2 separate regions of the Mus musculus genome follow, and region 2 is linked to region 1. Evidence: chromatin contacts called from ENCODE Hi-C or POLR2A ChIA-PET data. All regions are on one chromosome and are shown on one strand. The core of a region is the stretch at or near the end of the contact, and the rest is flanking DNA. Distances in the headings are between cores, read along the strand shown. Region 1 holds the start of Pank1 (pantothenate kinase 1). Region 2 holds the start of Kif20b (kinesin family member 20B).

The links. Hi-C counts contacts between places; a loop is a spot of excess contacts on that map. ChIA-PET counts read pairs that join two places held with the same protein, here RNA polymerase II (POLR2A).
Region 2: a loop to region 1 is called in a map of left cerebral cortex, with 8 times the contacts of the local background. The contact joins the promoter of Kif20b here to the promoter of Pank1 in region 1. A Hi-C loop is called at or near these places in 13 of 37 maps with a recorded cell type or tissue (adrenal gland, gastrocnemius, heart and 2 more). POLR2A ChIA-PET finds 5 or more read pairs at or near these places in 2 of 5 experiments (Patski and embryonic stem cell).

What each region holds. Positions count from the first base shown.
Region 1 is chr19:34,876,121-34,881,394 of GRCm38, reverse strand. It overlaps Pank1 (pantothenate kinase 1), which reads left to right and starts at 1,940. Exons shown (of 7, transcript NM_001114339.2): 1 at 1,940-2,871. The coding sequence starts at 2,319.
Region 2 is chr19:34,918,548-34,923,638 of GRCm38, reverse strand. It overlaps Kif20b (kinesin family member 20B), which reads right to left and starts at 1,281. Exons shown (of 32, transcript NM_001362434.1): 1 at 1,206-1,281.

The DNA of each region.
Region 1 (5,274 bases), core at 691-3,190:
AGTAGGTGAGAGACTTTCTGTACCAGGACTTCTGCCCTGACTGGGTCTGAGCCACTTGGCTCAGGCCTCCCTCACCACGCCTGTGAAATCAAGCTGGAGGAGGTGTCCTTGAAGTCACTACAGTGCCAATCTACTCGGCTCAGATCTGTGAGAATTTGCTTATTGAGACGTGGCAATGGAAGCTTTTTTTAGTAAATTTACCACATGAAGTGAGAAGCCCTAAGATCACAGTCCCTTGTTTAGTTTCAAGTGAGCATCCAGAGCTTCCTCAGAATACAATGCTGGTGAGCCTTAACAGAGTATGCAAGGCACACTTAACTGCTTATCGGAGCAGTGGGGAGACACAGGGACCAAGTGGAATGTGACTGCACATTTATATTATTCCACTTCATCTTTGATGTCCCATTACTATGATCATGAAGATATAAGGGAACACATGCATTTTACTTTAACAGTACTAGGGACTGAACCTAGAGCCTTATGCTAGCCAAATGCTAGACATCTCCAGCATCTCTCCAGCATTTTTTTTTTTTTTTTTTTGAGACAGGGTTTCATTACGTAACGAAAACTGACTTGAACTAAGTAGTTAAGGCAGGACTTCAATTTGAGGTCTTCCTCCTCAGGAGGTTTAGCCTCCCGAGTAGTTGGGATGCAGGGCTGTGTTACTAGGTAGGCTATGTGTATTTTGTAGCCAGAAGAAGGAGGTATAAAGGGTTATAGGAATAGGGAGAGATTATAAGCCTGAAGGAGCAAGTTGTACAGAACTGGACAAAAATCAGATGGGCTGAGGCTGGATTACCTAAGGCAATTTCTCAAATCATATAAGCCCAAGGAAGCAGGGAAACAGGGATTAAGTTCTAGTTTTGGTCTTAGTCTCAGTTATGTCTCTGTGCCTTGGTTTCCTGATTTGAAATGACAGGTGGATGAAACAGAGTGGCCTCATTGATTCTGAACCTGTTGATTTTGGGAAGGGCTCTGCCAGAAGAAATCCTCAAACCAAATGTAAACCCCGGGCACAGCTAATGCCAGTTTTGGACCCATGGAGGATTTAGTTCAAGGGGTGGGTAGGCTAATCACAGGTCACTTTTGCTAGGATTAAGGTAGAGGGAAGTTCAAGTTGTTGAAGCTGGCCTTTGGAGACTTCGGTTCTCACCTCTTTAATACAGATGTTTTCAGAGGGTCAAAGAGCTTAGTTTGAGCTTGGTGATGTGCAAATTCAGTGAGGGGCCTGGCCTCTGCCCGCTGTATTCATAGTCATTGGAAACAATAGCCTGCCGTTATGTTCTCTCTATTCCTTCGTAGGGACAGAATCCCATGATAAGAAGTGTCTGACTGTTATATCCCCAGCCTGACTTTAATGTCTACATTAGACTCTTGTGGGCATTTATTATGTGCAAAGGTTATATTAGGTACTTTTGTGACACACAAGAGTCCCCTTTGGACAGACACAAAAGCTAAGGCCTCAAGAAGTCCCCAATACCCAAATGTGTCCCGCTTGCTGGGCACTGCCTATAACAGGTGTGTTAAGTACTGACTTTGTCTTTTGCTCAGTGTCAGTGGGAATCGGAACTGGGAACTGGGGGCTAACTCTGAGGGCTATCATGGTGCTGGTTCCCCTTCTCATAACCAAGGCAACTTTTTATTTCATAAATAACAGAACAGGGCATTGTCCCCTGCCGGTCTTTTCTGGGTGAGGAATGCGCTTTTTATAGCTTGGGATCGGTTCTGTTTACTTGGTTTCTTCTAGCACCGGTTATTCCTGCCTAGTTTTGTCCTTCACTGTCCTTTCTCTCTCTTCCTAGGTTTCCTCTCTGCAAACGACAACTCGAGAACACATGCTGTTTGTGTGAGTGTGCCAACCAAGGAATTTCACTCCCCTCCTTCTCCAAGGCTGCCTACCTCTCTATAAATAATTGTTCTCTTCCCTCCCTTCAGACCTGGGAGTAGTTTGGTCACATTAACGCACGCGCGCCTGCTCACACACTTTCGTGGGGCGGGGATGTAGCATGGGTGACCTTGTGAAGGTACTAGCCCACTGGGGATAGGATTAGCAAACCTGAAACCTCTGCAAATATCTGGCTTCCTCCGGCATTCCTCCCGAGGCTTCTGGCTGTCTCGTGCCTACCTCACCCAGTACCCTTTAGGCTCGCTCCGCCACACAAAGCCCCATCCGCCTATCTCCTCTTCGCAAACCCCGAGAACTTCATTCCGCACGTTGAAACTCGTCGGTGGCGGTGGCGGGTAGGACTGGGCATGCTCAGTGGCGGGGACAGGTCTGGGAGGCGAGGAAGCCGCATTTGAAGTGGCTCGGCCTTGGGATGAGGGGGAGGCGGGCTCCCCGGCCGGGGTCCACCGAGGTTCCCGCAGCTGCGCGCGATGCCGACACGCTGCGGGCGAGAGCAGCAAGCCCGGTGCGCGGGGCCCAGCTCGCCGAAGACGTGGGGACGCCGACGGGAGGAGGGGAGGAGCGCCGGGGCCACCAGCTCCCGACCGCGGCGCCGAGGCTGCGGGAGAGCAAGCCCCAGGGTGGATCGGAAGATCGGGGAACGGCCGACCGTGACCTCCAGCGAGGCTGCCAGAGCCGGAGCCCGCGCACCGCTCCGCCGGTCCCGGGCATGGGCGACCGCGGCGCGCAACACGAGCGCGCGGCCCTGCAGTCCCCGGGGGCCCCCGAGGGCGCCGCGGCCGCCGTGAACGGGCTGCTGCACAACGGCTTCCACCCGTCGGCCGCCAGCAGCCGCGACCCGCCGGCCCCACGCTTCCAGCTCCCGTCCGAGCTGCAGCCGCAGCCGCTGTTCGCCCAGCATGATTCTCCGGCCAAGAAATGCCGGCTGCGGAGGAGGATGGACTCCGGGAGGAAGAACAGGCCGCGTAAGTCCTGCCGGCAGGGAAGCGCCGGTGCCCGCGGTCGAGGGGGGCGACAGAGTGCCGCTCTGGACTGCGTCCTCCCTAGAGGCGTCGGGCGTCCAAGGTGGCGGCCCGCGGTGGCGCCTGTCTAGTCCGATCCGCCTACTGGGTCGGTCAGACACTAGCTGGAGCTGCTCCCTCGGTCACCGTAGCGGCTGGGAGAACGCACTGCCCGCTGTTATTGGTGGCCGTGGGGCAAACAACCCGACTGATCTTGGGTCTGGGACTAGGAGGAGGGCGGGCTGGCACAGCCCGGGGCTCACTGCTCCCTTCTCCGAGCACATCTTTTGGGGCGTGCATCTCAGGCTACCAGTTTGCCCTTTGAATCGCAGAGTAACCGCCAGTATCTAGGGCCCATTGGCAAGCTTAAGGAGGCGTGGAGTTTGACAATCCCCCAAATCACAGCCTATTAAACAGTGTTTCCACACAGCCAGTGAGACGGCTGGTGTAGAGGGAAACACCCACTGACACCATGTGGGCCGGAACGGTGTGGACCAATGAGGATTGCAGGTGGATTCCCCCCCTCCCCTTGGAGTGGGTCGAGTTGAGTGTTTGTAATTGTACAACTCCAAAAAGTGCGTTGTTTCACAACCTGAGACTTGTATATATAATGGTAGACTGTAAAGGGTACCTTCCCCACCTGACATTCTGGGATGTCAGTTTGTAGGTAGAGATTACGAGTTGTTTTGTTTTGTTTTGTTTTGTTGTTGTTGTTTTTTTTCCTTATCTGAGCCTAACTCCATTCAACTGGTTACCTCTTTGTGGGTGTCTTTAATGAAGCTTGTAAATGGCAGAAAGCAAAGTAAGTAGAGTCCACGGTAGTGAGCGATCGGATTCAAACGGGTACCTGTTGCATATCAATTAACTGTTCTGGGTTGGGAAATGATTAAATTGGGCTTCAATTTCTGTAAAAGGTTGATGTTTGGAAAACAGCATAACTCCTTCGCCTGTCTTTGCTTATAATTTTTATCTTTCTGTTCATAGTTTTCATAGCCTTTCTGCAATGCATTCGTTTCTAAAACGTTGGGAACCGCTTTAACACGTCTGGGTGAATCCAGTGCTTACATTTTGCAATGTTAATGTTGTGTGGAGTTTGGGAATTGCCCAGCAGATTTGATTTGGCCATGGCTGTTAGACGGTTATTAAGCATCTGCGTTTTTTGTTTGTTTGTTTGTTTTTGTTTTACATACTTTTTATAGTTTCTAGGAAAATTATTTTATGAACTTGAGATTGGCTGATACCCGTGTCTTATTTCGTTTGTTTTATTTCCCTGAGTCCACATTTTATTTATTTCTCTGATCTCCATCTTAAAGAGTTTATTATAGTTTTCAACAACAGTAACTAGACTCTAAGAGAAAAGTTGGGGAGTCTGAGTAAGGAGACTCCCTAGCCTGAGACCAGCCTGAGCTACGTGGTGAGTTGGGGGTGGGATGGTAGATAGGCAGTCACTGGTTTGAAGACCTTTCTTTTAGTGTTTTTTTTTTTTTTTCCCATTTTCTAACACTTACTGTGTGGTGGTGGGTATGTGGATGCGAGCGTGCTCGGCAGTCCAGGAGGTCAGAGGACAACTTTGAAGAGCTGGTCTCTCCTGACACGTGATCACACTCGGGTCATCAAACTCACATTGACCGGCTTGGTGACAAGGGCCCTTACCTACTGAGCTGTCTCTCTGGCCTCTTTTGGTATTTTCAAGACAGTGTTTTGTGATACAACCCCAGGCTGGCCTGAAACTCTTGGTATTCCTCAGACCTCGACCTCCCAAGTGCTAGGATCATCATACCTTACTCTGCACTGCTTAAAATACAATCTCTAACAATGATTTGAAGAAGCGAAAACTAATCTGAGCCTTAACTATGCTTTCAAAGCCATAGGAATTATTTTAAAAGACAAGGAAATGTAGTTTTCTGCCTGTGTATAGTGTCAGAAGCTAAGTGGTTTGTGTTTCTTACAAAAAAATAAATAAAAAAATAAAAGCTTTTAATTCTTCTTTTATTTATACATTCTGTTAAGTTATTTATAAATTATTTATTTACTTATTTTGTTTTCATGAGATAGGACCGTACGTAGCCCAGGCTGGCCTGAAACGTCACGTGCAGCCAAGAATCATCTTGAGCTCTTTGATCCTCCTGCCTCTAAAATAATTCATCACACTCGGTTTATTTACAACTTTTGTTTGTTTGTTTTTTGAGTTCGGGACTCTCTATGTAGCATTGGCTGACCTAGAACAGGGGAGTTATAGAGGTTCATCTAGTCCTGCCTTTTGGGTGCTGGGATTAAAAGGGGTGTGTCACCAGCCTGTTGTATTTACAGTCTTTTAAAGGACTGAATCAACACTTATTTTCCTTATCCTATTATGTTTAATTTTCT
Region 2 (5,091 bases), core at 32-2,531, 43 kb before region 1:
ACAGCCAGAATCTCCAATAATAATGATGATGACGACAATGAAAATCACTAACTGACACATCACAAGGTTGAATGTGAATATGGAATAATGCCATCACTGAACTATTAAATCTGAATTGCACATCAAATCCCTATAGGATAAACCTAACCCTCCACCCCCCAAAAAATTAACATTTAAAATTTTCTAAGGGGGCTGGTGAGATGGCTCAGCGGTTGAGAGCACCGACTGCTCCTCCAAAGGTCCTGAGTTCAAATCCCAGCAACCACATGGTGGCTCACAACCATCTGTCACAAAAATCTGATGCCCTCTTCTGGAGTATTTGAAGACAGCTACAGTGTACACACATATAATAAATAAATAAATCTTTAAAAAAATTTTTTTCTAAGAATCTATCACGCCGGGCAGTAGTGGCTCACGCCTTTAATCCTAGCATTTGAGAGGCAGAGGCAGGCGGATTTCAGAGTTCGAGGCCAGCCTGGTCTACAGAGTGAGTTCCTGGACAGCCAGGGCTACACAGAGAAACCCTGTCTCGAAAAATAAAAAGAAAGAAAGAAAGCAAGCATCTACCAGATGCACAATACCAGAGAGAAAAGGTCGCCTCTCTCCTAATTTTTCAAAGAAACAGATTTAACAGTCTAAAGCACCTAGCACCGGGATTCCCTATTTAAGTAGAAAGACAATCATCTAAATTTGTTTACTCTTCACGACAGGCTCAAAATACAGACCAACGGAAGTAGTACTGGACTAAAACTGACTCACTTCAATTTCCTTTATATACACATAAAACCCAAATATGCTTCTTTTCTAGCCACAAAGTAATGTGACATTTTTTTTTAAAAAAAGCCCCCACTGGACTCAACCTAGAAAGAGATCTTGTCACGTGACAAAACAACTGCTCACCTCCCGAATTCAGGCAACCAGACGTGGCAAATCTTTTTGTGTCTAATAAAACTAGTGTCTGTGAATCTAAAGTGTACCTCCTTTACCGGACCAGGAAACCGAGGCCTAGACAGACCGAAGTCTTCCGCCTCAAGGCTTAACTCGCTTAACTCCCTGAAGCTCAGCCCCACCTTCAGCAGCCCCGCACCTAGACTACGGGCATCACGAGCCCCGACAACGCTGACACGGCCGAGGCGTCGCAGCTTCGTGCCCTCTGTGCAAGCAGCCACCCTCGGAGCCCCCAAAATCGTCAGCTCCTCACTTACTGCAATCGCTGGTCCCTGCACGCCTCCCCACCTGCAGAATTCCACTTCCTCCCGGTTTTCAAATTCAAACAATGGCGGCTCGGCGCCGCGCTGAACCCTGGGAGTGGGCGGGGCTTCCGGCGAGCCCTGGGGGCTGGACCCGCTCGCGGCCGAGTTTCGCCCCCGCCTCCGGAAAAGGCTTTCAAGTCTGGGGGGCGGGACTCGGTGCTCCGGGCGACCGATGGGGCAGTAGCAACGCTCGTGGGCTACCTAGCTGGGAGTTTCTCGGGGCCATATTAGGTTTGACCCTAACGATACCTGTTCGGTACTCAGGTCTCAGGTTCCGTCCTAGACCCGCATGATGACGAGCCTTGCTGAGGCCGCTGTCTCCGCACTGCCTCCCGCGATGCCCCCAGGAGCGGAGGAATGGCAAACTATTCCTCCTATTACACCTCAGAGTCCTGTCATTCCCCGGGGCAGAAAGGACTTGCGACCTGGGACCAAGTTAACTCCCCTCTTTAAGTGATTCTTCTTGTCGATGACGGCCCTCTTGGATGAAACACGTTTTCCTCAAAATACATTTTAGGAGCATATCCTTCATCTTTTTATACCCCCTTTTTGATGTTTCTGAAAGCATAAATCAGCTACCGCTGAGAGGCACTGTGCAGTGCCCCAAAATGTAAGTGCCCATGTGTCCTTCTCCGCTTCCCTAAAGTAACCCTCTGAGTGCAGGGCTAATTTACTAATACATTCATATGACGAGAATTTACTATTGAGGCTAGACTTTCACTTTGAATAAAAATAATGCTAACGTAAATTGAGCATTTACCTTATGCTTCCGCTGGCACTACCTTTATAAAATGGATTGTCTGACTGGTGCTAAGAACCCTTTAAAGTAGGTATTGCTACCGTCCCATTTAATACATTCTAAATAAGTAATGGGCACAAACGTAAATGGAGGGTTGGAGAGATGGCTTAGTGGTTAAGAACACTGACCTCTTCCAGAGGTCCTGAGTTCAATTCCCAGCAAACCACATGGTGGTTAACAACCATCTGTAAAGTGATCCAACGCCCTCTTCTGGTGTGTCTGAGGACAGCAACAGTGTACTCATATAAATCTTTTAAAAAACAAAAAAGCCGGATAGTGGCACATGCCTTTAATCCCAGCACTTGGGAGGCAGTGGCAGGCGGATTTCTGAGTTCGAGGCCAGCCTGGTCTACAGAGTGAGTTCCAGGACAGTCAGGACTACACAGAGAAACCCTGTCTCGGGGGGGGGGGGGGAAGAAAAGTAAATGGAACCGGGATTTAAAATCAGTTGAAGAAGTTTTGTTACCTTAGCTTTTCTGTGATCATATTTTCAGCTATTGCACTTAATTAGAAGGATTTTTGGAACACTAGCTTGACAACCTTAGTGTTTTTCGATCTTGATACAGAATTTATATCTCCTACCACTACCCTGCCTCTGACTTCTTTCATACACACACACACTTCTCCCCCAAACAAAATAATCAAATTTGAGAAGAACTAGTTTGGATAAGATAGTAGATAAGATAAGTAGATTTGAATAGATAAGTAGATACAAGGCCAGAAGGAAAAATGAAGAAAGAAATGTAAATATGAAAGAAAAGAATAAAATAGAGACCTTCCCAGGCTGGAATTTATGTTTTGTTTTTAAACAAAATTTCTATGTAGGCCAGGCTGCCTTGGCCTCTTTCCAATGCTGAAACTATAGGAGTGTACTAGCATACTTCCCTAGCTGGACGTCAGATTCTAATGGGCTTTGTCAATTTTCATTGCTCCTTCAGATAAGTCTAACCCCCTGGATCCGATTTTTCTACCACACCTCACAGTGTCATGTTGCTTTTGCTAGTTACCAACAATTCTTAGCCCTCCGTGGGGCACTTGTATGTGTTGGTTTTGCAAACATTCGTTGGAAATTTGCAGTGCACTGTTTTTGAGGGTGGTAGAGACAGTAGGTGAGAAGAGTGAGCACAAAGACTCTTAAGGACAAATTCTAATAGGGCAACAGCCATGTCAGAAAACATTTACAGAATTACAACTACATCAGGTGCTTTAAAAGAAACTGTCTTAGAATGTGATGGGGAAACCAGAGCAAATGTTTGATCTGTATCATCAAGGATTGTTAGGAATTAACTAGTTAAGTAATATGAACATCCCAAGCCTAGGACACATGATACCAGGCACGAGGGGCGGGGAGAAAACAAAATCCAACAGATCTCCTGTTATTTGGTTCTAACTCCCAGTGGCATTTCCAGGTTAACTATAAATGTTTTACACTTGAAACATTCTTCCCGGGCTACAGGGTTAAGCATGCCCAGTATAGTTTAGTATAGCATGCCCTTTATAGTTCGCATTTCATTGGCCAGTCTCCTTTCTCTTTTACTCAAGCTCTAAAGTAAAGGAACAATGAGTACTGAGACCTCTACTCTCTCCTGTCTAGCTTCTACATGACAAGTTAACCAACTCTTATAATCAACATCTTTATTCGTCTTTACCAGAGAATAATTCTTTCTTCTCAGATCTCACATCAGAGACCTAACTACACGGAAATATTCGATTACCCGCTGTGGTAGTATGAATATGCTTGGCCCAAGGAGTGGCACTATCAGGAAGTGTGACCTTATTGGGAAAAGTGTGTCACTATGGGAGTGTGATTTGAGATCTCTTAGCTGCCCATGAGGCTTCTTTTCAATGGAGATGTAGAACTCTTGGCTCCTCCAACACCATGTCTGCCTGCACACTGCCATGCTTCCATGATAATGGACTGAACCCTTGAAAGTGTAAGCCAGCCCCCAATTAACTGTTGTCCTTTATAAGAGTTGTCTTGGTCATGGTGTCTCTTCACACTAATAGAACTAAGACACCCACTTAATGAAGTGTGACAGATTCGTCTAACACAATATGTTCAGGATGGGATGCTGGGTTTTTCACTGTGGAATCCCAATCCTTCTTCTCCTTAATTTCTTCCATAGTCATTGAATCCTTTCCCTCAGCACTCACTTAGTACATCAACATTTGTACTTTGTGGTATGTCGTTTTGCTTTGTTTTTTTGAGAGAAGATCTCATTTTGCAATGCATACTAGCCTGGACACAAACAGTCTTTCTGCCTCATCCTCCCCACTGCTGAGATAACAGGTAGGAGACAGGAAGACTGGCCACTTGGGAACTGTTTGTAATGTTAAGATTTTTTTTTTTCCTTTTATGCATGTGAGTGTTTGTCTGCTTGTATCTGGGTGTACCACTTGCATGCATGGTGCCAATGGAGGCCAAAAGAGGGCCCCTAATCACCTGGAACTGGAGTTACAGGCAGTAGTGAGACCTGACATGAGTGCTGAGACCCAAGCCCGCATACCTTGCAAAAGCAGCAAGTGCCCTTTACTGCTGAGCCATTCCCCCAGCCCACCAACTTTTAATTGAAATAAATACTCCTTCCTCTCTGTTTTTTATTTTTATTTTATTATGTATATTGTGTCTATGAGTACACATGAATACTGGTACTCACAGAGGCCAAAGGCTGTCATCCACTGAAGCTGGACTTACAGTTGTGAGCTGCCTCATGTGAATGCTGGGAATTGAACTCAGATCTACTAGGAGAGCAGTACAACTCATAACCACTTAGTCGTCTCCCTAGTTTTCCTTTCCCTTCCCCACCCTCTAGCATAGCAAAGCCTCTTGTTGATATTCCTGAACTTCTCCACATTTTTTAATCATATGTAGAGCTACCAAACTAAGGCTGAAATATGATCATATCACTTCCTTGTTTAAAGTCTTTATATGACTTTGTAGAAACAAATGATATTTACTAAGAAACAGTCATCCCACTCGTCCTACTTATTCACAATATCACTTTCCAAAGGTTCGGGTATGGGGTCCCACCTGTGCTC